2 separate regions of the Homo sapiens genome follow, and region 1 is linked to region 2. A link is an interaction called in ENCODE POLR2A ChIA-PET data of the cell type or tissue named here. Cell type or tissue: PC-9. All regions are shown on one strand. Each heading gives the region's core, and the rest is flanking DNA. Links, peaks and the distances in the headings are about the cores only. Region 1 holds the start of LINC00847 (long intergenic non-protein coding RNA 847). Region 2 holds the start of OR2V1 (olfactory receptor family 2 subfamily V member 1).

Region 1 (9,160 bases), core at 891-5,890, 310 kb before region 2:
GCAGGAGAATTGCTTGAACCCAGGAGGTGGAGGTTGTAGTGAACCGAGATCGTGCCACTGCACTCCAGCCTGGGCAACACAGCAAGACTCCATCTAAAAAAAAAAAATTGGTATTTAAGGTGTCTGTGAACCAATGTGGAATGATGCCTTGAACATACATTATTAAGAGAGAGAAGCAAGACAGAACAGAGTGTATAGTGCGCCACATTTTGTGTAAGAAAGAAGGATAAATTAAAATGTATATATGTACTTGCTCATGTTTGCAAAAAGAAACACAGGAGAGGAAAAACCAGAAACGAATCAACTTGATGACCTATCCTTGTAGGGAGACTGGGGCAGGGTGGTGGGGATGTGCACAGGCGTGAGACTTCTCTGATCAAATGTTTTTACACAATGTTGATTTTTGAACCATTTATTCTCTATATATTCAGAAATAAAAGTAATTTATAAAGGAAAATGCCTTAAAATTGTACCTTAAGAGAAATAAATGACCAACTCTATATAAAATTGATCCAAACCAACAATAAACAAAAAGGTTAATTTGGGTAACTTGAACATATTACTCTGACTATATCTATATATCAATATTATTAGGAACTAGGAATTTTTCTGTATAAGAGGAAAAAGATAAAATATAAAAAAATAATGTAAACACTTATGTTAAATTTCAATAGCAATACAAACTCATACTATTTCATTATATATATATTTTTATTATATATATATTCATTACATATGTAAATAAAGCATCCTAGTTGTGTTCCTGAAAAAGCGTACGATGACACCCTAGTGGTAACGAACATAACTAACCCTCATATCTTGCATCTCCTGCTGTAATAAATGGTACAGGCAAGAATAATCAATGGATACTGAAACCATTACATAAACGTGGCAGGGCAATAGAATATTCCTACAGGGGCAAAGTACACCCCACAAATCATTCAGTAATTTAAAAGGAAAAAAATGTTGGATCCAATTTATACCCAGCCAGCACATCCATTTGACCCTGCCTGCCCCTGGGGACCCACTACCCTGATCCTAGGTAAAGCAGCTCCAGTGATGGCCGCAAAGTTCCAGCTTCCACCTTGTCACCTTACCTCCTATAATGACAGGCACCGCTGTCTTTGGCAAGGCCATGTCATTCCACCTGCCAGGGCAGGAGCTGCAGCAACTCCTGTGCCCAGGTCCAGCAGGAGCCCCGGGTGAACTGGCTTTCCCAGTGGCTGTGTCGAGGCAGCTAGCAACACAATCCTGAAGTACAAGTGCTTTACCACCACGTGAGCTTTGCCTTGTAGGACTCCTCTGAGGTGCAACGGAGCTACACAGCACCTCCAAAGATGTCTCACATAGCCAAGCGGCCAGCTGTGCTGTTTATCAAGCAGTGGCTAATTCAGCAGCAGACCATCTTGTAGTTTCCCCCTCAATTCATTTTTCCCCTTTCACAGCATTGCACCCCCACCCTGCAAAGCAATAGCATGTAAACTTTGCCTCAGTTGATGTTCCAGGCAAAGGTACCTTCTCATGGACATATAATAATTACTTTCTCAACAGGTCATCCCCCTGAGCATCGCTGCTGGCAAAAACCCAGTGTGAGGACCTCCTCATGGAATACCTGTAAAGTATTCTTTATAGCCAAATAAATAAATAAATAAAAGAAAAAAGTTTATTCAAACCTAAAACCTAACTTCCATTATAAGGGCTTAAAAGTAAAAGTTAAAGGACACCATCAGGAAACAATCGGGCAAGCCAGGGATGTGTGACCTTCTCTAAGACAGCTGGCCCAGATTCCTCAAGTCAATGTCGTAAATCAAAACCAAACAGAAGTTAAGGTGGGGGAGATTTTCCAGATTAGCCTCCAGATGGAATCCATAAGCCTTGATTAGCTCTCGGGGGAAACTGCATACAAACATTTAAGGTACAATTGCAAAAATTTTAAAATGACTTGGATATTAGTTGTGATTGTAGAATCATTGTTAAGTTTCCTAGGTATGATAGTGGTATTGCGGTTATACAGGAGATTTTCTTTATTCTTAGGAGATTCATATTGAAGCACTTACGGATCATGATGCCATACTGACAACTTATTTTCAAAAATGGTGTGTATCATGTGTTTGTGGGGAGACAGAGAGAGGAGAAAAACCAAATATGGTAAAACGTTAACAACCATTGAATCTAGATGAAAAGCATTTGTGGTTTCTTTTGACATTTTTCAGTGTTGAAAATTTTCATAATAGAAGGCAGACAGATAAATATCAGTAAAAAGCAGATAAAATTGAGGATATATTTGTATTTGAAGAGCTTTTTAAAGCCATGTTTTCTTTTCCTCAACCAGTTTCAAATAAGCAGCCAATACTTTATCAGGAACTAATTCATCCACCTCAGAATGGATATTCACACCCAAATTGCTGTGCTTTCAAAAGCTTTTTAACCTCTTGTTTGTTGCTAGCACTTTCCCAGTGGAAAGAATTTGATGCCATTTCCGCACACCCAAATTCCTGTTGGCAGGATAATCAGCAAGTAATACAGAGAGCTGCTTCCTTCAACAGCTGCATTCAGCACAAAACCGAGGGCCGATTATGTGGAGAAATATCCTTCAGAGGTAAGGCATCAGGTAAAGGCATCAGTGATCTTTTCCATGCATTCCAAATACTGTATTGGATCAAACTGGAGCAGCATCATTCTCTACAGCTGTGCTGGCAACAGACAGACACAAATGAACTATTTAATATGGCAAAATGCACAGCTGTTTGAGGCTTCTATTATTAGCACCAGTTCTCGACTCACTGGGAAAACTCTTCTTCAACTTGTTAATGCGACAGTTTTATTTGTTTGGACGCAGCTTTCCATTATCATTCTTCCCACCCCAAACTTCCCTTTATCCCCAAGATGTCTCCAGACAGAGGTGTTTCCAGCTGGCCCCAGTTCAGCTGATCTCCAGTCTGTCTGCCCATGAGAGTCCCAGGAGAGCATGCCGTCTAACTAAGCCGCCTGGGCTTTGCTCTGGACCCCTAAGGAGTCCCTACAGGTCAGGTCTTCCCTGCTCCATCCAGAGAGGGGCCCCTCTCATACTGCAGAATGCTCGAAGTCCACAAATGTTCATTCTCCCCTTCGTTACTAGTAGAACTCACTCAGTTAAGGCTGAGCTCACGGTAGGCAACCTCAAACTCTCAGTGGCTTATCAAAAAAGTCATTTATTTTTCTTGCAGGCTGGTGGAGGCCGCTCTGCTTCAAGCTGTGAGCCGAGTCAGGGCTGCTTCACTTGTCTCTCATCCTCTGGACCAGTGACCACCTGGGGTGGCAACAGGGCCAGAGGACGAGCAGAGACACAAGAGGCCTCCTAAGGCCTCAGCTCAGAACTAACAAACTCGCTTCTGCCCACATTCCATTGGCCAAAGCCCTGCATGAGTTGTGGAAAAGTACTCTCCACTTTGGTGAACATTAGTAAGAGAAAAGAGGGAAGGAAGAATTGCAGGCAAGTAATACCATCTACCTCGGCCTCCTATGCAGCTTGGTGTGTACCTGCACCTAAGTTCTGGCCTGTAGGATATGAGGGGAAGTGAGGTGTGCAACTCCAGGACCTGCCCCTGTAAAGACTGGGCCCTGCCTTTCCCCTGCCCATCTGCTGGGGACATGGTAGGACTGCAGCAGTTGCCTGGCCCAGAGATAGACGGCACAGCTATCCTGCTGGTCCTACCTCTAGACCGCCACATGTACCTCACTTACACTGCTTGGGTTTTGCATCTTAAAACCCCAATTAGCACACCATTCATTCATTCATTCCCCCATCAACAAGTATGTACTGAGTGTCTTTTTGCCAGGCATTGCACTAGGTTTTGGAGAGATGACAGTGAACAAAAACAAACTTGGCTGTTCTGTATCTTGGCTGTGGCAGTGGTTACACAAGCCTACACATGTGATAAAACTGCATAGAACTAAATACACACACACAGAGGAATGCCAGTCAAACTGGGAATTAAAGAATCAAAAAGTCACTGGTGACTCAACATGGCAGCAGTCCAGCTCAACCATACAGATGACAGCAGTGTGCTGAAGTATGACAAAGGAATGATTTAAAAGGAATTGAGGCAGAGCTGCCAGGCAGGCATGCTCACCTTGGACTTTGAAGCAAGAGAGACATAAATAAAGGTCTTTGTTCTGTAAGTAGAGTGTTCATATAATTTATCATCCAAACTGAGACACCTGTGAAAATAATTACACTGGAACAACTTGTGTGACTGATCAGCTGGTCACTCCATCTTTAAGTCATTGTCTTGTTGAGTCTGTTATCAGAGCCCATGGAGTGCCATGCATGGACAGCTTATTTAGGCACAACAGAGAAAAATTAAAGGGAAGGAGGAGCAAGGAAGAGTGGAAAGGATAAAGAAATGGTGAGCATTGGCAGGAAACAATGCAAGGAGAAAAGGGAACAGGAATCGGATTTTCTACTAATTTGCTGTGTGTTCCTGTGTCAGTTTATAAATTAGTGTCTATATTTACAACCGATTGGAAGAACGAACTTTTTAGATCCTCTCATCCAACAAAGCTGCAGATTTCTTTATTGAGATGGAGTTGAGAAAGCTTTAAAACAGGCCAAAGCAACATGAGGACATGTGTCATGAGAAGAGAAATGGTCTTCCATAAATTGAGTGCTGGGGAAGGCTTGGTGTAGGTAATGTAGAGGTTCTCAAACTGTGGAGAAGCTCAAAATGTGTTCCTTTGAGCCTTGGTCTTCTAGTTAGGCCACTGTCTAAGCCACTATACAAAAAGACACCAAACACACTGGCTTCAACAAGACAAGCCTCTGTTTCTCTTTCGGGTGACAGGAGAAGCAGAGGACTAAGCTTTCTTTTCCAAGTCATCACCTGAAAGTTGCCCCTTCACTTCTGCTCACATTGCATTGGCCAGAGACTTGAAAGGAAGCTGGGCACGTGCTGTGGGGAAAAGAAAGAGAGATCAGATTGTTACTGTGTCTGTATAGAAAGAAGTAGACGTAGGAGACTCCATTCTGTTCTGTACTAAGAAAAATTCTGCCTTGAGATTCTGTTAATCTGTGACCTTACCCCCAACCCTGTGCTCCCTGAAACGTGTGCTGTGTCAACTCAGGGTTAAATGGATTAAGGGCTGTGCAGGGTGTGCTTTGTTAAACAGATGCTTGAAGGCAGCATGCTCCTTAAGAGTCATCACCACTCCCTAATCTCAAGTACCCAGGGACACAAACACTGCGGAAGGCCGCAGGGACCTCTGCTGAGGAAAGCCAGGTATTGTCCAAGGTTTCTCCCCATGTGATAGTCTGCAATATGGCCTCATGGGAAGGGAAAGACCTGACCGTCCCCCAGCCCGACACCCGTAAAGGGTCTGTGCTGAGGAGGATTAGTATAAGAGGAAGGCATGCCTCTTGCAGTTGAGACAAGAGGAAGGCATCTGTCTCCTGCCCGTCCCTGGGCAATGGAATGTCTCGGTATAAAACCCAATTTACGTTCCATCTACTGAGATAGGGAAAAACCGCCTTAGGGCTGGAGGTGGGACATGCGGGCAGCAATACTGCTTTGTAAAGCATTGAGATGTTTATGTGTATGCATATCTAAAAGCACAGCACTTGATTCTTTACCTTGTCTATGATGCAAAGACCTTTGTTCACGTGTTTGTCTGCTGACTCTCTCCCCGCTATTGTCTTGTGACCCTGACACATCCCCCTCTCGGAGAAACACCCACAAATGATCAATAAATACTAAGGGAACTCAGAGGCTGGCGGGATCCTCCATATGCTGAACGCTGGTTCCCCGGGCCCCCTTATTTCTTTCTCTATACTTTGTCTCTGTGTCTTTTTCTTTTCCAAGTCTCTCGTTCCACCTAACGAGAAACACCCACAGGTGTGGAGGGGCAACCCACCCCTTCAACGTGCCCTGCCAAACCTCTGGTGGTAAGGCTTCGATTACTAAATGGAAGAAAGGGACACAGGGTGTTTTGGAGTTGACACCTAGCTCTTTGGAGGTGACTCAGATCACTCAGGAGAGTCCGTAAGGCCCGGTGGGCAACACCCCAATCCTCCAGTCTCTACCCAAGAAGCTCCACCTTCATCTATTTGAGGGTTCTATGTTGCGGGAAGTCAGGGACCCCGAATGGAAGGACCAGCTGGAGCTGTGGCAGAAGAACATAAATTGTGAAGATTTTATTTTAATATGGACATTTATCAGTTCCCAAATAATGCTTTTATAATTTCTTATGCCTGTCTTTACTTTAATCTCTTAATCCTGTTATCTTCATAAGCTGAGCATGTATGTCACCTCAGGATCACTATGATAATTGTGTTAACTGTACAAATTGATTATAAAACGTGTGTTTGAACAATATGAAATCAGTGCACCTTGAAAAAGAACAGAATAACAGCAATTTTTAGGGAACAAGGGAAGACAACCATAAGGTCTGACTGCCTGCGGGGTCAGGCAAAAAGAGCCATATTTTTCTTCTTGCAGAGAGCCTATAAATGGACGTGCAAGTAGGGAAGATATTGCTGAATTCTTTTCCTAGCAAGGAATATTAATAATTAAGACCCTGGGAAAGGAATGCATTCCTGGGGGTAGGTCTATAAATGGCTGCTCTGGGAGTGTCTGTCCTATGCGGTAGCGATAAGGACTGAGATACGTCCTGGTCTCCTGCAGTACCCTCAGCCTTATTAGGATTGGGAAACTCCATCCTGGTAAATTTTTGGTCAGACCGGTTCTCTGCTCTTAGACCCTGTTTTCTGTTAAGGTGTTTATCAAGACACTACGTGCACCACTGAACATAGACCCTTATCAGGAGTTCTGCCTTTTGCCCCTTGTCCTGTTTCCTCAGAAGCATGTGATCTTTGTTCTGCCTTTTGCCCTTTGTCCTGTTTCCTCAGAGGCATGTGATCTTTGTTCTGCCTTTTGCCCTTTGTCCTGTTTCCTCAGAGGCATGTGATCTTTGTTCTGCCTTTTGCCCTTTGTCCTGTTTCCTCAGAAGCATGTGATCTTTGTTCTGCCTTTTGCCCTTTGAAGCATATGATCTTTGTTCCTACTCCCTGTTCGTACACTCCCTCCCCTTTTGAAATCCTTAATAAAAACCTGCTGGTTTTACGGCTCAGGTGAGCATCACGGTCCTACCAATATGTGATGTCACCCCCGGTGGCCCAGCTGTAAAATTCCGCTCTTTGTACTCTTTATTTCTCAGCCGGCCAACATTTATGGAAAATAGAAAGAACCTATGTTGAAATATTGGGGGTGGGTTCCCCCGATATCTGGCCCCTATCGGGTTCCCCCGATAGTTCTATCTAAATTTTTATCTGAAAAATAAGTTTCTCTGCTTTAAAAAAGAAACTTTGAAGACCATTTTACAGAAGAATTGGTTTGCCAAGGTGGAAAGAGAAGCTCATCAGTGACGTGACTTAGCCAAAAGCACTGGTTATACCTCTATACCTCGGAGCCGACACTGAAAGCCCCGGCCATAGTCTTTCTGCCCCAAGGAAAGCCTGGGGTGGGGGTGGGTGATATTGTCAAGAGCCAGGCCCCAGCTCCTCATACACACAGCTCATTTGCTCTCCCTCCCAACCCCCACCTTCATACTTCTTCCACACGCATACCAAAGAAAATAAGAATCTCAAGGTTGGAAAATCCCACTTTACTTCAAGTGAAGTCACTGGGTTGTCCCCATGAAATATCTCCACAATGGGTGTGCTAGACCTTTACTCTCTGTGGCACCACCAAGACCCCCTCACCCTGCCAGAGCCCTCTGAAGTGTACTCAGAATGGAGGGGCTGGAAGTGGGGCCAGTGGTCCTGGTAGTCAGCCTCCCCTTCTGACACAAGAATTATCGTGGAACAGCTTGTGTGACCGATCAACTGGTCTCTCCATCTTTAAGCCATTGTCTTGTTGACTCTGTTACTGCAGAGTTTGGGGAGGTCTCATGGCTTCTCGCATCCTATTTCCTGAGCTTCCCTGAAGCCAACTTCTGGCCACTGGTATGTGATGCGAGCACAGTGCCTCCTCCTGCTCCTCCAGGAAGCTTCTGCTGATTGAACGCAGGCCAGATGGCGAGATCCGGAGCAACCTTCTTAGATCAAGGGAAGAAAGGGGCACAAGAGGGGAGTAGGTAACAAGATAAAAGGAGCTCCCTCCCTGATGACTACAGAGCCATCGTGGCAGCCCTGGGCCTCCATTTCAGACGTTCATCTTGCCTAAGCCACCACCATCAGGGTCTCAGTCAGTCATCATTCTCATTTACTCGGGTGGCTGGGTGAGGGCGGAATACTACCTTCCAGCTGTCTGAGATTAAGCCTAAGCCACCACCATCAGGGTCTCAGTCAGTCATCATTCTCATTTACTCGGGTGGCTGGGCGAGGGCGGAATACTACCTTCCAGCTGTCTGAGATTAAGCAGAACAGCAGCTAAAGCAGTAACAGCAGGTCTCCTTCAGCAGCTTGCCACAGGGAAGAGGGTCCCGCGTGAACCGAACTCAACTTCCACCTGCGCAGAGGTAGCTACCATTTGCGTAGAGGTAGCTGGGTCTTTAAGGTTAGAGGGAAGGCGCAGGGAGGGAGAGACGGCGGGTGGGGGTTGAACAAAGTGGAGATTCACAAAAGCAGACTAGGGCGGGCGACGTGATCAGATGACCTGTGCGGGCGGCAGCCTCCTGCCCTCCTCCCCTTCGTGCGCCGGCTGGAGCGAAGAGTTCTTTTGACAGCCGTGAGCTTCCCCGCCAGGAACTTACTGGGGCTGCATCACCCTAGAAACGTGGCTTTGGGCTGTGGAAACGCTGCCTCTGTGGAAGTCTCTCCTCGCGGGGGTGGACGGGTCGCTGCGCGCCCAGCGTTCTTCTGCGGTTCTCACAGCCCGCCGCCGCCGCCGCCTCGGGGACCTTTGCGGGGAGGCCTCAGGTCAGCGCCGCCCTTGCGATGGCGGGAGAGCAGAGCGGCCCCAGGGCCTCTGAGCTCCGGCCCCGGCACGTCCCGCCCTCTCCTCCGCTTGCGGGAGCCGGGGCGCCTCGGAGGGAAACCTTCCGGACACAGGCCGGGAGAAGAGGGGCCGTGGCGCCATCGCGCAGCTTCCTGGTTTCGGCCATGTTTTTTTTTTTTTGAGACGGAGTTTCGCTCTTTTTGCCCAGGCTGGAGGGCAATGGCGCCGTCTCGGCTCCCTGCAGCCGC
Region 2 (17,464 bases), core at 6,467-11,466:
CAGCGTTAAATGAGGCTGCTCCACGGGACACCACGCTCTCTGTGCCAGGACCCCGGGGAATTTCCTAAACTGGGATGGGCCTGCCCAGGCCCAGGACCCTGGAGATGGCTGCTTGATCTGTGGCCCTAGGTCAGGGAGCTTGTCCTGGTTCATGCCCAGGAGGGAGTTCCCGGGGTCCTTGCCACTGATGACCCCTGGAGTGATGTGGAGGGGATTTCTACAGGAGAGATCTATTCCCACAGCGACCAAGCACCATCTCAGCCACACCAGCCGCAGGTTCCACCCAGCAGCGAAACAAACCAGGTTCCCCCAGATCCCCCAGCAGAAGAAGGGATGCCCAGCCCTACCACCGTGTCCAGAGGCACCAGCCACAGGCACCTCCCAGGACATGCACGTCCCACTCCCCCCTCCCCCAGTCTCTTAAACTACAATACTGCATGGTTGACTGATGCCACTTCTCCCTCCATCCTGCATGGTTCCTTTGCACTCAGACTCTTACACCCACTGTGCACTCAACCTCTCCCCTCAGCTGTGTCACGGGCTTGTTCCACCCGAAGTGGCCAAACAGACCACCTGCTCTCCCCTGGAGAAACGCCTGTTCTCCCGCTCTCAGCTCAGTGAGTGGCAGATCTGTCCAGATTGACAGGTCACAACACTCGCATCATCCTGGACTCCTGTCCTCTCCTCACACACACACACACACACACACACACACGCCCCAAACATCAGAAACCCCTGCTGGCTCCCCTTGCAAAACATACCCCCCAGCCAGCACGCATCCCTGCCAGCTCCCACCTGGCCACACCACCTCTAGAGTGTCCCTGGAGGATGGCAACGGCCCCAACTGCATTTGCCTCCCAGTCTACGCTGGCACACCCCAGCCCAACCTGGTCTATTTGTCACGTAGTCCTGGGGTGGACCCATCTCTGCAGGAATAAAGCCAAAGTACTTCCAGAGGAAATGCAAGACTCATCAGCAGCCCTCCACCACCACCCACGCCTTTCCTTCCACTCTCCCGGGATTCCCTCCATGCCGGTCTCCCTGCCTCCTGGAGCTGCTCCCACACGGCAGGACAAGGCCAGCTCCAGGGGGCCTGGACACTTTCTCTCACCTCCGTGCAGAAGGCTCTTCCCAGACTGGCCCTGCCTTGCTCCCTCACCTCCTCCTCGCCTTCTCAGCAAAGCCTTCCCTCAGCACCCATTTAGAGCTGAAATCCTTCTTCTTCTGCCTCCCTTCCCTGCCTTGGTTCCCACAGCAGGCATATATGCAAGGCAGGCCCCAGGCTGCTCATGTGGGTGTCTGTTCTCTGCTTTCCCAACTAGAACCCGTGTTCCCCGGTGCCACGGGTGCTCGTGGTGGGATCCCTGGCTCCCGGAACAGGGTCTGGCACATCTGTTATGAGCTCAGTCAATATTTGTTGAATGCATAAAAATTTTGTTGGCCAAGTACCCTGGCTCACACCTGTAATTCCAAAACTTTGAAAGGCTGAGGCAGAAGGATAGCTCGAGGTAGGAGTTTGAGACCAGCCTGGGCAACATAAACGAGACCTCATCTCTATTCAAAAAACAGAGAAAATTAGCCAGGCTATTGTGGCACACATCTGTAGTCCCAGCTACTCAGGTGGCTGAGGTGGAAGGATCGTTTGAGCCTGAAAGTTCAAGCTGGCAGTGATCTATGTTCACGCCACTGCACTCCAGCCTGGGTGACAGAGCGAGCTTTGTCTCCAAAATAAAAATAAAATAAAACATTACCTGGGCGTGGTGGTGTGCACCTGTAGTTCCAGTTACTTGGAAGACTGAGGCAGATCACTTGAGCCTAGGAATTTGAGGCTGCAGTGAGCTACGATCACACCACTGCACTCCAGCCTGAATGATAGAGCTATGACATTGTGTGATTTGGAGGGGGTTTCTACAGGAGCAAATCTGTTCCCACAGCGACCAAGCACCCTCTCAGCCATATCAACCAGCAAAATACACCAGATGCCCCAGCAGAAGAACGGTCTCCCAGCCTTACCACCATGTTCAGAGGCACCAGCCACTTGTGCCTCTCAGGACACAGACGGCAAGATCCTGTCTCAGAAAAAAAAAATTGTATTATGAAACACAACAGAATTTATTCTTGCCTCTCACTGGCTTATCTTCCTGCTCTCTAATTTCAGACCTTTCCGTTGGGTGTTTAGTTAATGGCTTCACTTTTCTTCCTAGAAACCACAACATAGAAGAAGCCACTGCATCTCTGCAATATTCTCCCCGGCACGGGAGGACCCCGTCCCACATCAGCCCCCTCCTTCCTGCTCCTTCACCTTCGCACTCCCCACACATCTGTCCTTGTCTTCCTGCTGTGGACCATCCTCCACCCCAGGGACCTAGAGCCCAGTCTCCAACCCAGACAGAGGGAGGGGGACGGGAAAAGGGGAGTAGGACACCAAGGAAAGAGAGAGAGGTGGGTCAAAGGAAGAGAACGAGAAGAAAGAGTGAGGAGAAACATCACACCAGAAGACGGATGCCCCTCCAAACACCCACACGAAACAGTTACACCCTGATGGAGGCAGACAGCAGGAGGAAGAGCAAGTGCTGATGAACAAGATAAATGGGGACGTGAACCAGCAATGGGAGCAGGAGCTGCAGGGAAGAGAGAGGGGACGACAGGACAAGACCCTCACTCACCTGTGGGTGGGTCCCTGCAGGGGAACAAACTCAGCAGAGTCACCTGTGGAGGAGTTCCTAGCGTCAGAGCCATGCACTCATCCTCCTGTGTTTGCTCCCACTGGGTCGGGGGACAGGAGGAGCCGCAGCCCCAACCTCCTTCCTCAGCCCGCACCGACTACTCATCGGGTTGTGGAGCCCACGGCACCCTCAGCCTCCAGTGGCCCCTCAGGCTCAGAGAGCAAGGCTCACACAGACCACAGCCTCCTCTCAGAGGGAGAAACAGGCTCAGGGAAGGAGCTGGTGCTGGCAGGAGAGGTGGAGCCAGGAGCAGTGCCCTGAGCCCACCCAGGATTCCCACCTGCCTCCAGGACACCCTGGCTCTGGCCAGGTGGCAGAACCGCCTCCCACTGCCCACACAGGTACTGAACCCAGACACGGGGTGAAGAGGGGAAGCTGACTTCAGACCTCAGCTCCCAGGGGACCCCACAGACTCCAGCCCTGGAAGAGGTGCTCCCAAGATTACAATTAAAAAGACCCACAGAGGGACCTGGGGACAGGAACAGGAGCAGGGCCAGTGGGGACAGCGTGAGGAAACCCAGCTGGGGGAGGAGGAACGCAGGGCAGAGGAATACAGGAATGCGGAGGACATTCTTGGTGCCCTACATTGCCCCCCCACACACACATCAGCACTTCCCAGCGACCTCCAGGGCCCTCATGGGGTCTCCATGTCACAGCTGTCCCTTGGGCCCTCGCTGCACCCCACACCTGTCCTTCACCTGCCCCCATTAAGTCAGCCTACATCACCCGTGACATGCAAAGCACTGGGTGGGGGGCTCTGGACACAGTCCTTGCTCAAGGGGTCTACAGCCTCGTGGGAGGGAAAGAACAGCCCCACCTTCACGAGAGTCGGGTGGAGCCTGGGGGCCTGGTTGGGATCCTCATAAACCTGACAGGCGTTTCTGCAGGGTCAGTGTCTTCGTGGGCTGCTGGGGATGGGGCTGAAGTCCACGGTTCTGATGCTGCCACTGCCTTTTACTCTCAAGAGCATTTCACATCGGAGGATGCATTTTATGGTCACTCTGTGGCTATTTATGTCCCATGGAAGCAGGCCATTTTCTCAGGGGCCAATGTGCTTGAAATCCCCTTGCCACATGGCTCAGACACCAGAGGCGTTTGTTCCTTCTGAATCTCGACTTCCTTGTGTGTCTTTGCTACCACACTTTTGGTGTGTGCCCTCTTCCTGATCCAGCTTCCAGCTATGGCAGGAGTCTGAGGAACATGCAGGCGAGGAGGCCATGAGGGAGACACAGGAAGACCGGGGCAGAGAGAGGTAGACTAGGGAGGAAGGGAATGGCCACCTCGCAGCTGGAGTGGGGCAGGCTGGCTTTTGAGGACTGGACCTGCAGCGTCTCCCACTCCTCTCCCACACCGGCCTTCTCCTCTATCCTCCTATGCACCCAACGCTTTCCACACTCACACTTTTTCTCCAGCCACTTCTCCCCACCGGCACTTCCTCTGTCTTCTTCCTCTGTTACTCTTCAGCCTTATCTAATTCCCCAAGACCGAGCTCAAGCCCACCTCCATTCAGATTCCTCCGGAACTCAATCCACCATGACCTCCGCCGGCCATGGCTTCCTGTCTACACTCTGGCAGCGTATGTCCATGGCCTGCTGACAGCTCTTGTATTGCCTTTTATCGTATTATTCAGGGGGAACTTTTGATCATGTGCAAACAAGGAAACACTTTTATTTTTGTACAGCCACTGCTTTTAAATAAGACATCACAATTCATTCTCCACATCTTCATGACATCTCATGCAGATCAAGAGTTTTCTGGTGACTTTGGGTGGTAAGACGAAGGCTCATTTATATATTCTAAAATCCAGTCCATTGAAAATCAAAATTTGAATCTCACATTCAATTCAGTGTTGGTCCCCTTGACACAGCCTAAATCAAGACTAACTTGGGGCTTGGAGTCCCACAGTAGAGAAGGGAGAAGAGTCTGCTAACAGCAATCATATTATGTGTCCTTTCAGATTTTAAGGGAGGTGGGGATACTCTTTGAAATGTCCGTTTTTCTCAAATAAGTTACTAGGATGTCTGAACTGATTTATTTGGAGAACTGCCCTGCATAAATAGAAGCACTGTCTTTTACATGAGTATCTTAATTTAAAAATGTTTAATCTGGCACGGTGGTGCGTGTCTGTGGTCCCAGCTACTCTGGAGGCTGAGGTGGGAGGATCATTTAAGCCCATGAGGTCAGGGCTGCAGTGAGCTGAGATCACACCCCTGCACTTCAGCCTGGGCAACAGAGCCAGACCCTGTCTCAAAAAAAAAAATTATTGTCTAGGACATTCAAATTTTCAACCTCCCCTAATTTTTGTACTAAAATGAAAGCAGCAGCTGTCACATAAATGTCCAGGAAATGTCATTATTGATGTTTCTCTGTTAAGAATTCTTCTTAAATGCTCATCCTATTATTATGTTTTATTCTTGATATTTTAGAGAAACTTACTGATGTATTTACTGAGGAAACTATGTGATTTCTGAAACTTATTTGTAGATAATCCAGTTGTGAAGGGGAGAGGGAGAGGTGGGTGGGGAGTAGACGGAACGGTGTTGACCCTGAGCTGCCAATTGCCAGCACCGGGTGGTGAGTGCAGAGAAGTTCATTATACGATGCTTCCAGGTTTTAGGTGTGTCTAAAATGCTCTATAACAAGAACCTGGAAGGTCACTCCACACTGGTTGAGTAAACTGTAATGTATCCACATAACAGAGTGCCGTACGACTGTAAAAAGAACATCAAGTGTTTCTTCTTCTACACTGGAGGGATCTTCAGGAGGTAAGGAGGGAAAAAGCATGGTGCAGAACAGAACACAGCCTGCTGCTTCTGCCGTGAGAAAGGAGGAAATCTATGGACAAGGTTGTTTTTTACATTTTCAAAATCAACTATAAAAGGATAATTGCAAACTAATAAATACGGTTCCACATAGCAGGAGGGAAGAAATGTGTGTACGAGACAGAGACAGAAACTAGGTTTTTTTTTTCTTTTAAGAGACAGGGTCTTGCTCTGTGGCCCAGGCTGGAGTGCAGCAGTGCCAACATGGCTCACTGCAGCCTCCAACTCCTGAGGCAAGGGCACTCTCCTGAGCTCCAGAGATCCTCCTGCCTCAGCCCCTGAGCAGCTAGGACCCCAGGAGCATGCCACCACACCCGGGTGATTCTTTAATTTTTTGTAGAGATGAGTCTTGCTATGTTGCCCAGGCTGGTCTCAAACTTCTGGCTTCAAGCAGTCACCCTCCTCAGCCTCCCAAAGTGCTGGGATTACAGGCAAGAGCCGCCACTCCTCGCTAAAACTACACATCTGTAAGTGTGCTTTATTTTATAATTGGACTTCAGTACATGTTTCATACAATTAAAAATCAAAATTATATCAAAAAGTAAAAAAATTTCAGCCACTGTGGACTAGTTTGTATAAGAACAACTTTCATGATAAGAACAATTGGAGAAATTGGATAAAATCTAAAAATGAAATATTTTATAAGTGATTATAAAGATGCGGAAACAGCCACGACTCAAGGGTCTGAGACCCGGGGATGTGTTCTCGGCTGAGCTGGACATTGGGTGGTGCTTTTCCTCTCCAGGCATTTGCTGACTCATCCCTGGCACAGGGCCCAGAGGCTGGGAAGCTGAGCGAAGCCTCTTGTCATCTCACAGATCTGGGAGGGAAGAAATTGGGTTTAGAGACCTCAAAAACACCCTGACCTCCAGCTAGGACCCCAGGAACACTACACACTAAGAGTAATTATTAATCAGAAATAGAGAATTCTCACAAAGACTGAACCCAGCTTCACGCGGATCAGCCACAGGTTCACACGCATCAGCCACAGACTGGCTTAAGGAAACCAGCTGCTCATCTAGCTGCCCCACATAAGGAACGGTAAATCTTCTCTAGAAGAAAAGGATATTACCCACAGCTTCAGATTATTCGCATCATTTGTCTGCCATTCAAGAAAAAATTACCAGGCATTCTAGGGACAGGATAAAATGACCAAATTCAAAAAGACAAAAAAGAAACAAACTTAAAGGAGATCCAGACTGGCGTTGCCATTCATGAGCTTTAAATTAACTGTTATCACGATGCTCGAGAGAAAAAAACCAAGACGGATAATTTCACCAGACACCTGTAACCTTTGAAAAGAATAAAACGAAACTCTAGAACTGAAAGTATCAAAAACTAAATAAACAACTCAATAGATAGATTTGGCAATAGTTTAGACACAGATAGTTAGTGAACTGAGTAAGAGGTCAACAGACAAAACCAAGGCTGAAACACAGAGAGAAGAGAATACAAACCATGGAAGGGAGGGTGAGAAACACACGGGCATAGCAAGGTCTCACTTCAGTGCTGCTGGAGTCCCAAAAGTAGAGGGGCAGGAAAGAACAGGATGGAAACAATATTTTTAAAAGATATAGATGGAAGCCGAGGGGTGGTAAAAGCCAGGTCTCATGGCTGATGCCTGTAATCTCAGCACTTTGGGAGGCCAAGGCATGAGGATCACTTGAGGCCAGGAGTTGGAGACCAGCCTGGGCAAAATAGAGAGACCCCATCTCTACAAAAAATTTAAAAATTAGCCAGGTGCAGTGGTGGGCACCTGTGGACCCAGCTGCTTGGGAGACTGAGGCAGGAGGATCACTTAAGCACAGGAGGCTGAGGCTGCAGTGAGCCAAGATTGTGTCACTGCACTCCAGCCTGGGCAAAAGAGTGAGACCCTGTCTCAATTAAAAAAAAAAAGAAAGAAAAGAAAGAAAAAAATATGGGTGGAGCAATTTTTTAAAGTGATGAAAGAGATCAAGTCACAGATTAAGAAACTCTGTTAACTAATAGCAAGAAGAATACAAAGAAGTCCAAGCTAGGCTCACCACAGCATTACAGCTGAGAAGCAAAACAAACAGAAAAGTGTTAGCAGTATCCAGAAGAAAAAACAAAGTACATTAAAAAGTGCAACAAGAAGACTAACAGCAGGCTTTTCAACACACACACACACACACACACACTGCAACAAGAAGACTAACAGCAGGCTTTTCAACACACACACACACACACACACACACACAACAGTGATGAAAGCTAACATGGCACCCTTAACGTCTTGGAATAAAATTACTGCCCACATAGAATTATAGTTCCAACAGAAATATTATTTTAAGATGAAGGCAAATAAAGATGAATTCATGCAAACAAAAACTTTTAGAGTATTTTCTGTCAGAAGATTTGCACCAAAACAAAACAAAACCACAAAAATGAAAAAAGGAACCAAAACAAAGAGCAAAATACAAAACCCTAAAAGGAATTCTACAAGCAGAAGCAGAAGGAAAATGATCCCAGAGGATGGACATGCAAAGAGGGGTCTGGAGAACAACAGAAAGGGTAAATGTGTGAGTGAATCCATCTGCATATTGACAATATCAAATCAGGTTAGTGAGGCTGCGTGGGGTTTGAGATATGTGTAGAATCTAACTGCATAAAAACAACGACAAAGAAGGCGGAGTGGTGGGGAACTAACGCGTTCTAAGGTCCTCGTGAAAGCCAGGAAGTAGCAAAAATACATCTTTATATGAGGCACCAGTAAGTGAGGTATGTGGCTTGTAATTTCCAGGTCGCCACTTAAAGAATAAAGAAAATAACTAAGTTATTAGAGAAAGAAGAAATAAATGGCAAATACCACTTTTTTTCTTTGAGACAGAGTCTCGCTCTGTCACCCAGGCTGGAGTGAGTGCAGTGGTACAATCTCAGCTCACTGCAACCTCCGCCTCCTGGACTCAAGTGATTCTCCTGCCTCAGCTTCCTGAGTAGCTGGGATTATAGGCCTGCATCACCGCCCAGCTAATTTTTGTATTTTAAGTAGAGAGGGGGTTTCACCATGTTAGCCAAGCTGGTCTCAAACTCCTAGAGTCAAGTCATCCTCCTGCTTCGACCTTCCAAAGTGCTGAGATGACAGGCATGAGCCACCGCACCTGACCAAATATCACTTTCTTAGTTCCTCTCCTAAGTGCCCCCAAAAAAGGCAGGGAGAGAAAGATAAGCAAAGTAGGACAAGTAAAAATCAAATAGTAAGATTATGGATTTAAACCTAAATATATCAGATATTGGTATGAGCTTAATTATATCCCTCAAAATTTATATATTGAAGCCCTAATCCTCAGTACCTCCAAATGTGACTATATTTGGTGATGGGTGTAATGGAGGTGATTAAATTAAAATGAGGCTCTTAGGGTGGGCCCTAATCCAAATTGACTTGTTTCCTTCTGAGAAAATAAATTTCTATTGTTTAAGCCACTTCGTCTGTGGTACTATGATAAGTTAGCCCTGGCAAACTGATCCAGACATTACATGTACATTAAATGTAAATGGACTAAATACATCAAATAAGAGATGGGCCAGGCACAGTGGCTCATGCCTGTAATCAGGCGTGACTCCATCTCAAAAAAAAAAAGAGATGAAGATATCAGGCTCAATTTTTTAAAAAATATTAATATTTGCTCTTAAAATTTAGGATATTAACAGGTATAAAACAAAAGGAGGGACAAATACATACCCAGCCAACAATAACAACAAATGTGATGAAGTCAATGCTAAATTCAGGCAAAGCAGACGTAAAAGCATTAAGCTAAACTGGAAGAAAAGGTATTTCACAAAAGGATCAACCCTCCAAGAAGATACAGCAACAATATGTATATACACATGTACATATATAACCTCAAATATACAAAGGGAAATTTGACGGAACTAAAAGTGGAAATAGGCCAGACACGGGGGCTCACGCCTATAATCCCAGCACTTTGGAAGGTTGAGGTGTGCAGATCACAAGGTCAGGAGATCGAGACCATCCTGGCTAACACAGTGAAACCCTGTCTGTACTAAAAATACAAAAAATTAGCCGGTGTGGTGGGGGGCGCCTGTAGTCCCAGCTACTCGGGAGGCTGAGGCAAGAGAATGGCGTGAACCCGGGAGACGGAGCTTGCAGTGAGCTGAGATCGCGCCACTGCACTCCAGCCTGGGCGACACAGCGAGACTCCGTCTCAAAAAAAAAAAAAAAAGTGGAAATAGACAAGTTCACAAAAATAATGTGAGATTTTAGCACAATTGTCTTAGTTATTTTAGAACAAGGTAACTAAAATATCAGTAAGGATATAGAAAATTTGAAGAATTTGAGTAGCAAATTGATCTGTGGACATCTATAGAAAATTGCACCCAACTACTACAAAACACACATTTTCTCCGAGTGCACACAGAACAGGTGCCAAAACTGATCACACACTGGGCCATAAATCAAGTCCCAAATTATTTTAGAGCACTTAAATCTGATCAGGTTCTGATTAAGCTAGGAGTTAATTAATGAAGAGAATAATTAGAAAACACATACACCCAGAAATGAGGTAATAATCTTCTAGATAACCCAGGAGTTAAATAAGAAACCACAATGAAAATTTTAACATATTTTGAAAAAGAGAGAAAACAAAGATGCGACAGGTCAGAAGGAGTGCCATACAGCTGAGACTTGTAGAACCTGGACTTCCTGAGGGAGGTGTCAGGCGGTGTGCATCCCACACACTCTCAGGCCTGTGGAGGGGCCTGGGAATTACGAGGGGTCACAGGAACCGCTCCTCGACGCTTGCTTAGGGAGACCTGAGTGTGAGAGGGTGGCTGGAGCTGTCTGGATGGTGGAGTGAAAGGGGAGCCCACGGAGGGACGTGGGCGGTGCTTCCTGAGAGCTAAGTGGCTACCCCAGATGCTGGCTGGGCTTAAGCCATCTTGAAAGAGAGCTTGAACCTACCGTGTACTCCAGCCACAGAAATAAGAGTCCAGAAAAAAAAATAGCACATAATGAAGCTGGCTTTTAAATATGATACATAGCGGGGTAGAGTTTCTTGGTAAATGATACAGGCATATTTGATCAAATCTTTCGGGCTGGTGGTCTGAGAGTCCAGGCTGGCCAGCCCAGCAGGGCCATTGAAAAGCTGAGGGCCGTCCACCTTGTGGGGATGGTGCGTGGCAGATGGGGGCCCGGGAGAGCTCACACACAGAGTCTTTGGAAGGAAGACCAACATTTGGCTGGGCAACTCCAAAGACCCAAGGGGGTCAGCCCCATGAGACTCTTCATTTCCCTCTGCTCACTCTCCTCCCTGCTGTGCCCAGCCCTGAGGTAGCAAATCCTGAAGTAGCAGCTGGGAACCAGCAGAGGGTGAGACTCAGGGCTGGCCCGTCTCCTTCCCCTAGGCCGGTCTGTGACCTGTGCACATCTCCTGTCTTGCTGTGGGTCTGTCTCTGAGATAACACTCGCTGCTGCTGCTCTCAGCCCCACTGGATGTTGATCCTAATGAGTCACCCTTGGGGATGCTCTTGATGTACAGTTCTCCCGAGGCTCCCTCACCAGCCTCTTCCTGGCACATGAATGACCCCATTTTATTTTATTTTGTTTTTTTTTTTAAGTAAACGCTCCTCAAGTAGAATGTTTTGTTTTCTTCATAGCACTTGTCAGTATCTGAAATTGTTAACAATTAGCTCTCCAGTCAGACTACCTGGATGTGGACTGCAGCTCCACCACTGGCAGCTGTGTGGCCGAGCAAACTGCTTTATCTCACCTGCCTTTCTGTGCCTCTGGCCCAGAAAGTGGGGTCTGTTGAGTGGGGATAGTAGCATATAGATAGTAGTCTGTTAATAGTAGCATATAGTTACTATACAGATAGTAGTCTGTTAAGTGGGGATAGTAGCATATAGATAGTAGTCTGTTCATAGCAGTATATAGTCACTACATAGACAGTAGTCTGTTAAGTGGGGATAGTAGTATATAGATAGTAGTCTGTTAATAGTAGCATATAGTCACTATATAGATAGTAGTCTGTTAATAGTAGCATATAGTTACTATATAGATAGTAGTCTGTTAAGTGGGGATAGTAGTATATAGATAGTAGTCTGTTAAGTGGGGATAGTAGTATATAGATAGTAGTCTGTTCATAGCAGTAGATAGTTACTATATAGATAGTAGCCTGTTAATAGCAGTATATAGTTACTCTATAGATAGTAGTCTGTTAAGTGGGGATAGTAGTATATAGATAGTAGTCTGTTCATAGCAGTATATAGTTACTCTATAGATAGTAGTCTGTTCATAGTAGTATATAGTTACTCTATAGATAGTAGTCTGTTCATAGTAGTATATAGTTACTCTATAGATAGCAGTCTGTTAAGTGGGGATAGTAGTATATAGATAGTAGTCTGTTCATAGTAGCATATAGTCACTATATAGATAGTAGTCTGTTAAGTGGGGATAGTAGCATATAGATAGTAGTCTGTTCATAGTAGTATATAGTTACTCTATAGATAGTAGTCTGTTAAGTGGGGATAGTAGTATATAGATAGTAGTCTGTTCATAGTAGCATATAGTCACTATATAGATAGTAGTCTGTTCATAGTAGTATATAGTTACTATATAGATAGTAGTCTGTTAAGTGGGGATAGTAGTATATACACAGTAGTCTGTTAATAGTAGCATATAGTCACTATATAGATAGTAGTCTGTTAAGTGGGGATAGTAGTATATAGATAGTAGTCTGTTCATAGCAGTATATAGTTACTCTATAGATAGTAGTCTGTTCATAGCAGTATATAGTTACTATATAGATAGTAGTCTGTTCATAGTAGCATATAGTTACTCTATAGATAGTAGTCTGTTAAGTGGGGATAGTAGTATATAGATAGTAGTCTGTTCATAGTAGCATATAGTCACTATATAGATAGTAGTCTGTTAAGTGGGGTAGTCTGTTAAGTGGTCTGTTAAGTGGGGATTGTAATGGCCCTGTCATGGCTGGGGGAGTGAGTGAGAAGACCACGCAGCTCTCTTATCACGGTGTCTGGCATGGTGCCGAAAGAGTCCTTGGCGATGGTCACTATTATTTCTAACTAGTTTGGCTTCAAGCTGGTTGCTTTTTGACTCTCTTTTCTTTCTTTTTTTCTTTTATTTTGTTTAATCAGGCAATACTTTGTTCTATAAAATAGAATATGTGTTCCTAGATTCTTTTTTCTATTTTGTCTACTGCCTATCTTTGTGGCAATACCAACTCTCTTAAATGCTGTGTTTTAAAAATAAATCTTACTATCTGGTAACTTCTATTTTCTTTAAGATCATCTTGACTCTACCTGGCTATTTACATGTTTATACAGTTTTCAGAATAAGCAATTTCTACAAAAGTTCTGCAGGGATTTTGATTGCAGCTGCGTTGGACCTACAGACCGTTTTGGTGAGAACGGACATTCTTACAACGTGGAGTGTCGAAACCCATGAATATGATCTATCCCTCCATTGAGCTTCTGTGATTTCCCTCAGCAATGTTTTGTGGCATGGGCTCTTTGCACATCTTTATTAGTCTTATTCTAGATGCATAAGCAACTTTAAACATTTATTAAGGAAAATCTCAAGTGTACACAAAAGTATAGGCAGTGGAAAATAGAAGTTGTTTTCCATCCCTAGCTTACTATAAGCTTGATTGTGAATGGGTGTTGAATGTCACTAAATGGCAGTTCTGCATCCTTTGAGAAGATCATGTTTTCCCCTTTTCTACTGCTCATATTTTGATTTACTGTGTTAATCATGCTTTTTTGTTTTCTGCATTTGGTGCCTGGACACACTGGGGCCTTACTGATCCTGGAAGGACCGCCCCTCCCAGGCTGGCTCATTCTCAGACACAGTCACAGATGCTCTCGAGCTCACCTTTCCTCTGCAGACCAACCAACCCAGAGCCCAGGCCCCAGCTGCCTCCTTACTGGGCTCTCATATTCTGGACCCTGTGCACCTGCCCTACTCACCCCAGGGCAGGTACCAACAGCGAGGAACTGCCCCTATGTCCCAGAGCCCACAGAAATTACTCAGACTGGCAGGTCCTAACCCTTCTTGCCCTGCCTTGCCCATTCCTCCCCACAGAAACCACAACACAGGCTCAGCCCATGTTTCCCAGCTCCCTCTGCCTCCTAAAGGACCCTGCTACATCCCCATGTGGCCATGCCTGGGGTGCCTTACTCCTGTTTCTGGGGAATCTGTGAGTGTGCAAACGTCTTCCCCCACGACAGGCACTTATGTGTCTGTGCGTCTAACCACACCTGATTCACACAAATCCTGGCTGTGCTTACAACATTTACACGGATTGGTTTTTTCATGTTAAACCACCATAACATTCATGGAATTAATACAACTTTTGTTGTGTAATATTCTTTTTATATATCACTGTCGTCGATTAGCTAATATTTTGCTGCTTAAGATTTTTGTATCTATATTCATGAGAGAAAATGGCCTGTAACTTTCCCTTCTTGTAACATCCTTGCCATGTGTTGGCTAGAAAGTTATGCTGTCCTCACAGAATGAGCGGGAAGAGTCGTGGGAAGAGTCTCCACTCCCTTTTTAAAACATCCCTGGAAGACTGTTATTGTTTCCTCCCTAAATTTATGGTAGAATGTATCACTGAAGCCATTTGGTCTTGGACTTTCTTTTGGGAGGATATTTTAAAATTATTCGTACCAAACTGAACTGGGGTCTGTGTACACTAAGGTCAACATCCACATCTAATGATGAGAACATCAGGAATCTACTTTCTTAGCAATTTCAAAGCATACAATACATATTATTAACTATAGTCACCGTGCTGTGAGATAGATCTCAAAAATGTATCCCTCCTAACTGAAACTGTGTATACTCTTTCACCAAAATCTCCCCAGGCCCCCGAGCCCCAGCCTGTGATCCGCCTTTGTATGCTCTGCCTTCATGAGTGTGTTTTAGATTCTAGATACGAGTGAGATGTGCGGAATTTATCCTTCTGGGCCTGGCTTATTTCACTGAGTGTAGAGTCCTCCAGGCTCATCTGTGTTGTCATGGAGGAGCTCACAGCAGAGGAGGGGCTGTGGATGGAGTCTTTGGAAGGTCGGAAGAGTAAAGGGGAGCTTTAGATGTTTCTCTGTAGATTGGTTAAGTTTCAGTAGGAGGAGACAGAGAGGCAAAGTAAGTTCCCGGGGGAGAACAGCTTGATCGAAAGTGTGGAGGGGAAACACCAGGCCCCTGCACAGACCAAGGGCAGAGCAGCTGGCTGTGGAGGGATGGCCCAGAGGGAGGCTCGGACAGAGGGAGGCTGGCATTGTAGGGAGATTCTGTAAAGCCCGCTTTGCTGTCCCTGGAACCAGCATGACCAAGGCCTGTTTTCCTAGGTCCTCAGCGTCCACTCCCTACACTGGCCCCTCTCCCCACAATCCGTCTCCCCTCAGCCCTCTGATCTGACTGAGGTTCTCTGTGGTTTTGTCTCCAGCTGAAGCCCCCAGTAGCTTTGAATGGCAGGTGAAACACGCTTTATTGCTGTTGTGAAAATAAAAGGAAACCAGTAAAATAAAACCAAACAGTTAAAAGGAACTGATGAGTTGGTGATTCCGCCATTGAGTTTCCAATGAATTTGCCATTTTGAAAAGAGATCTATTTCCAGGAGACATAAAGCCAAGCACAGAGTGACCTTTACGGTCACTCTTGAGAGTGAAAGGCAGTGCAGCCTGTGCCTGCACGGGTGGCAGCATCGGAACCGTGCACCTCAGCCCTCTCCCCAGCAACCCACGAAGGCACTGGCCCTGCAGAAATGCCTGTCAGGGTTTGTGATGACCGAGGCCCACATGCCTCCACCCGACTCCTCTGGATGTGGTGCTGTTCTTTCCCTCCCATGAGGTATGAGATGGAGACCCCATGAGGGCGCTGGGGCTCACTGGGAAGTGCTGAATGTGGGGATCCTGTAGAACACCAAGAATATCCTCTGCATTCCTGTGTGAAAGGAAAATAAATCCTGGGGCCCTAAGATCACTAAGCTAAACGGAAAAGTCAAGCTAGGAACTGCTTAGGGCAAACCTGCCTCCCATTCTATTCAAAGTCAGCCCTCTGATGCATCTTCTGAGTGCCTCCTTTGGAGAGGCTCATCAGGAACTCAAAAAAATGCAACCATTTTTCTCTTATTTACCCATGAGCTGGAAGCCCCCTCCCCACTTCGAGTTGTCCTGCCTTTGCTTTGAGTTGCCCTGCCTCTCCAGACCAAGCCAATGTTCATTTTTTACATATGCTGATTGACGTCTCATGTCTTCTAAAATGCATAAAATCAAACTGTGCCCTGACCACCTTGGCCACTTCTCAGGACCTCCTGAGGCTGTATCACGGGTGCACGTCCTGAATCTTGGCAAAATAAACTTTCTAAATTAACCAAGATTGTCTCAGATATTTGGGGTTCACGTTTTGGTAACCACAGGGGGATTCTGAGTGGAGATGCCCCTGACCTTTGACAGATCTCCTATCGGTGCTTGGGACCAGCATGAGCCAACTTTATGGCTCAAACCAATAGGACAACTTGCTGAGGTCTGAGAGTACCTCCTCCAGAGAATCCCTGATCTCCCAAAATCTAAAGTTTTTTTCCTGATCTAAAGGTCAAGATCTAAAGTTTATTTTCCTGAACAACTCCCCTTTTTTGGAATTTCACTTGCTTCCAACAAGGAAGGCAAGATCTCCTGCTTCCCTGAAGATGGAAGGCACGTAACTCCTTTATGGAGTTTGAGCTCACTCCCAGAAGGGAAGATGAGTTCCAGTTGTTTTTCCTGCTTCTAGGATGGTAGAAAGCAGTCTACAGCCTCAGACCCATCCCTAGGTAAGTAGCTGAATAGTTTTGTCTTGGCTAATGTTTAATGACCAGCTGGTCTGAATTTCTTCTTCCCATTACAGCACTGAGTGATCTTATTGTTGGGATTTGTTGTTGTTGTTGTTTGTTCTGGTCTTTCTCCCATCAGATTTGACCAACTCTACCTGACTTCATCAAATCCGAGTGAGAATTCCAAATTATGGTTGGTAACAAAGCCTCTCTAATTAGGCTAAAACTCCTTGCAGCTGCAAAAGAGGAAAAAGCAAAGCAAAAACAAAACAAAACAAAACAAAACACAAATGAGCTTGGTTTCTGTGTTTGCTTTCCGTCTTAAAAAAATAAATGTTCTTGGCTGGGTGCAGTGGCTCACGCCTGTAATCCCAGCACTTTGGGAGGCTGAGGTGGGCGGATCACAAGGTCAGGAGTTCGAGACCAGCTTGACCAACATGATGAAACTACGTCTCTACTAAAAGTACAAAAATTGGCCAGGCGTGGTGATGCGCACCTGTAATCCCAGCTACTCAGGAGGCTGAGGCAGGAGAATCACTTGAACCAGGGAGGCGGAGGTTGCAGTGAGCTGAGATCGTGCTACTGCACTCCAGCCTGGGTGACAGAGTGAGACTCCATCTCAAAAAAAATAAAAAATAAAAAATAGAAATAAACAGAAATAAAATAAATGTTCTTTAATTTACTTTTCTTCACCCTATACCTCCTACCCCCTTTGCCTTCTGCAGTACCAAAAAATCTAAAGAAGGCTTCTCATGACTTGAACCCCTTTAAAGGATGCAGAGCAAAGGCACCGCTCACCCCTTTTGGGGTGTTCTGTTTACTTTGTGGAGTTTCAAGAGCCTCTCCTGGGAAGTTGTTGCTTAAGGATCCTATTTTAAATGACCTGTGATATCAAGTGTTTTAAACCTTTGATAGTTGACAAACTTTTCTAAATTAAATTATTAATTATGTATATTTGTGACCTAAGTAATCCTCTAATGTATTAGGTTCCCTAAGTCCAAAGATGACATTATTTGGCTTATTTGGTATAAAAATTATACAAGAAGCATTATCAAATATGAAATGGTGTTTGGTTTTCTTTGGGCTGTATTTGTATAAATAT

The links. Peaks named below come from ENCODE experiments on the same cell type or tissue, not always from the same donor. Only the 100,000 strongest peaks of a DNase experiment are listed, where the experiment ranks them.
Region 1: POLR2A ChIA-PET joins it to region 2 with 5 read pairs; 1 of 35 experiments calls an interaction of 5 or more read pairs at or near these places.

What each region holds. Positions count from the first base shown.
Region 1 is chr5:180,822,337-180,831,496 of GRCh38, forward strand. It overlaps HEIH (hepatocellular carcinoma up-regulated EZH2-associated long non-coding RNA), which reads right to left. Exons shown (of 1, transcript NR_045680.1): 1 at 7,618-9,160. LINC00847 (long intergenic non-protein coding RNA 847) reads left to right here and starts at 8,621. Exons shown (of 3, transcript NR_045679.1): 1 at 8,621-8,893. It also overlaps a transcript of ZFP62 not described here. RefSeq lists silencers at 2,333-2,627, 8,847-8,896. In PC-9, for the core only: no CTCF peak of the experiment used is centred there; a DNase peak (open chromatin) is centred at 3,985.
Region 2 is chr5:181,127,507-181,144,970 of GRCh38, forward strand. OR2V1 (olfactory receptor family 2 subfamily V member 1) reads right to left here and starts at 3,663. Exons shown (of 4, transcript NM_001258283.2): 1 at 3,544-3,663; 2 at 2,667-2,709; 3 at 2,014-2,069. RefSeq lists enhancers at 2,449-2,950, 10,549-11,048. In PC-9, for the core only: a CTCF peak has its summit at 10,892 (motif pointing right); no DNase peak of the experiment used is centred there; H3K4me3 peaks cover 599 bases; H3K27ac peaks cover 1,000 bases.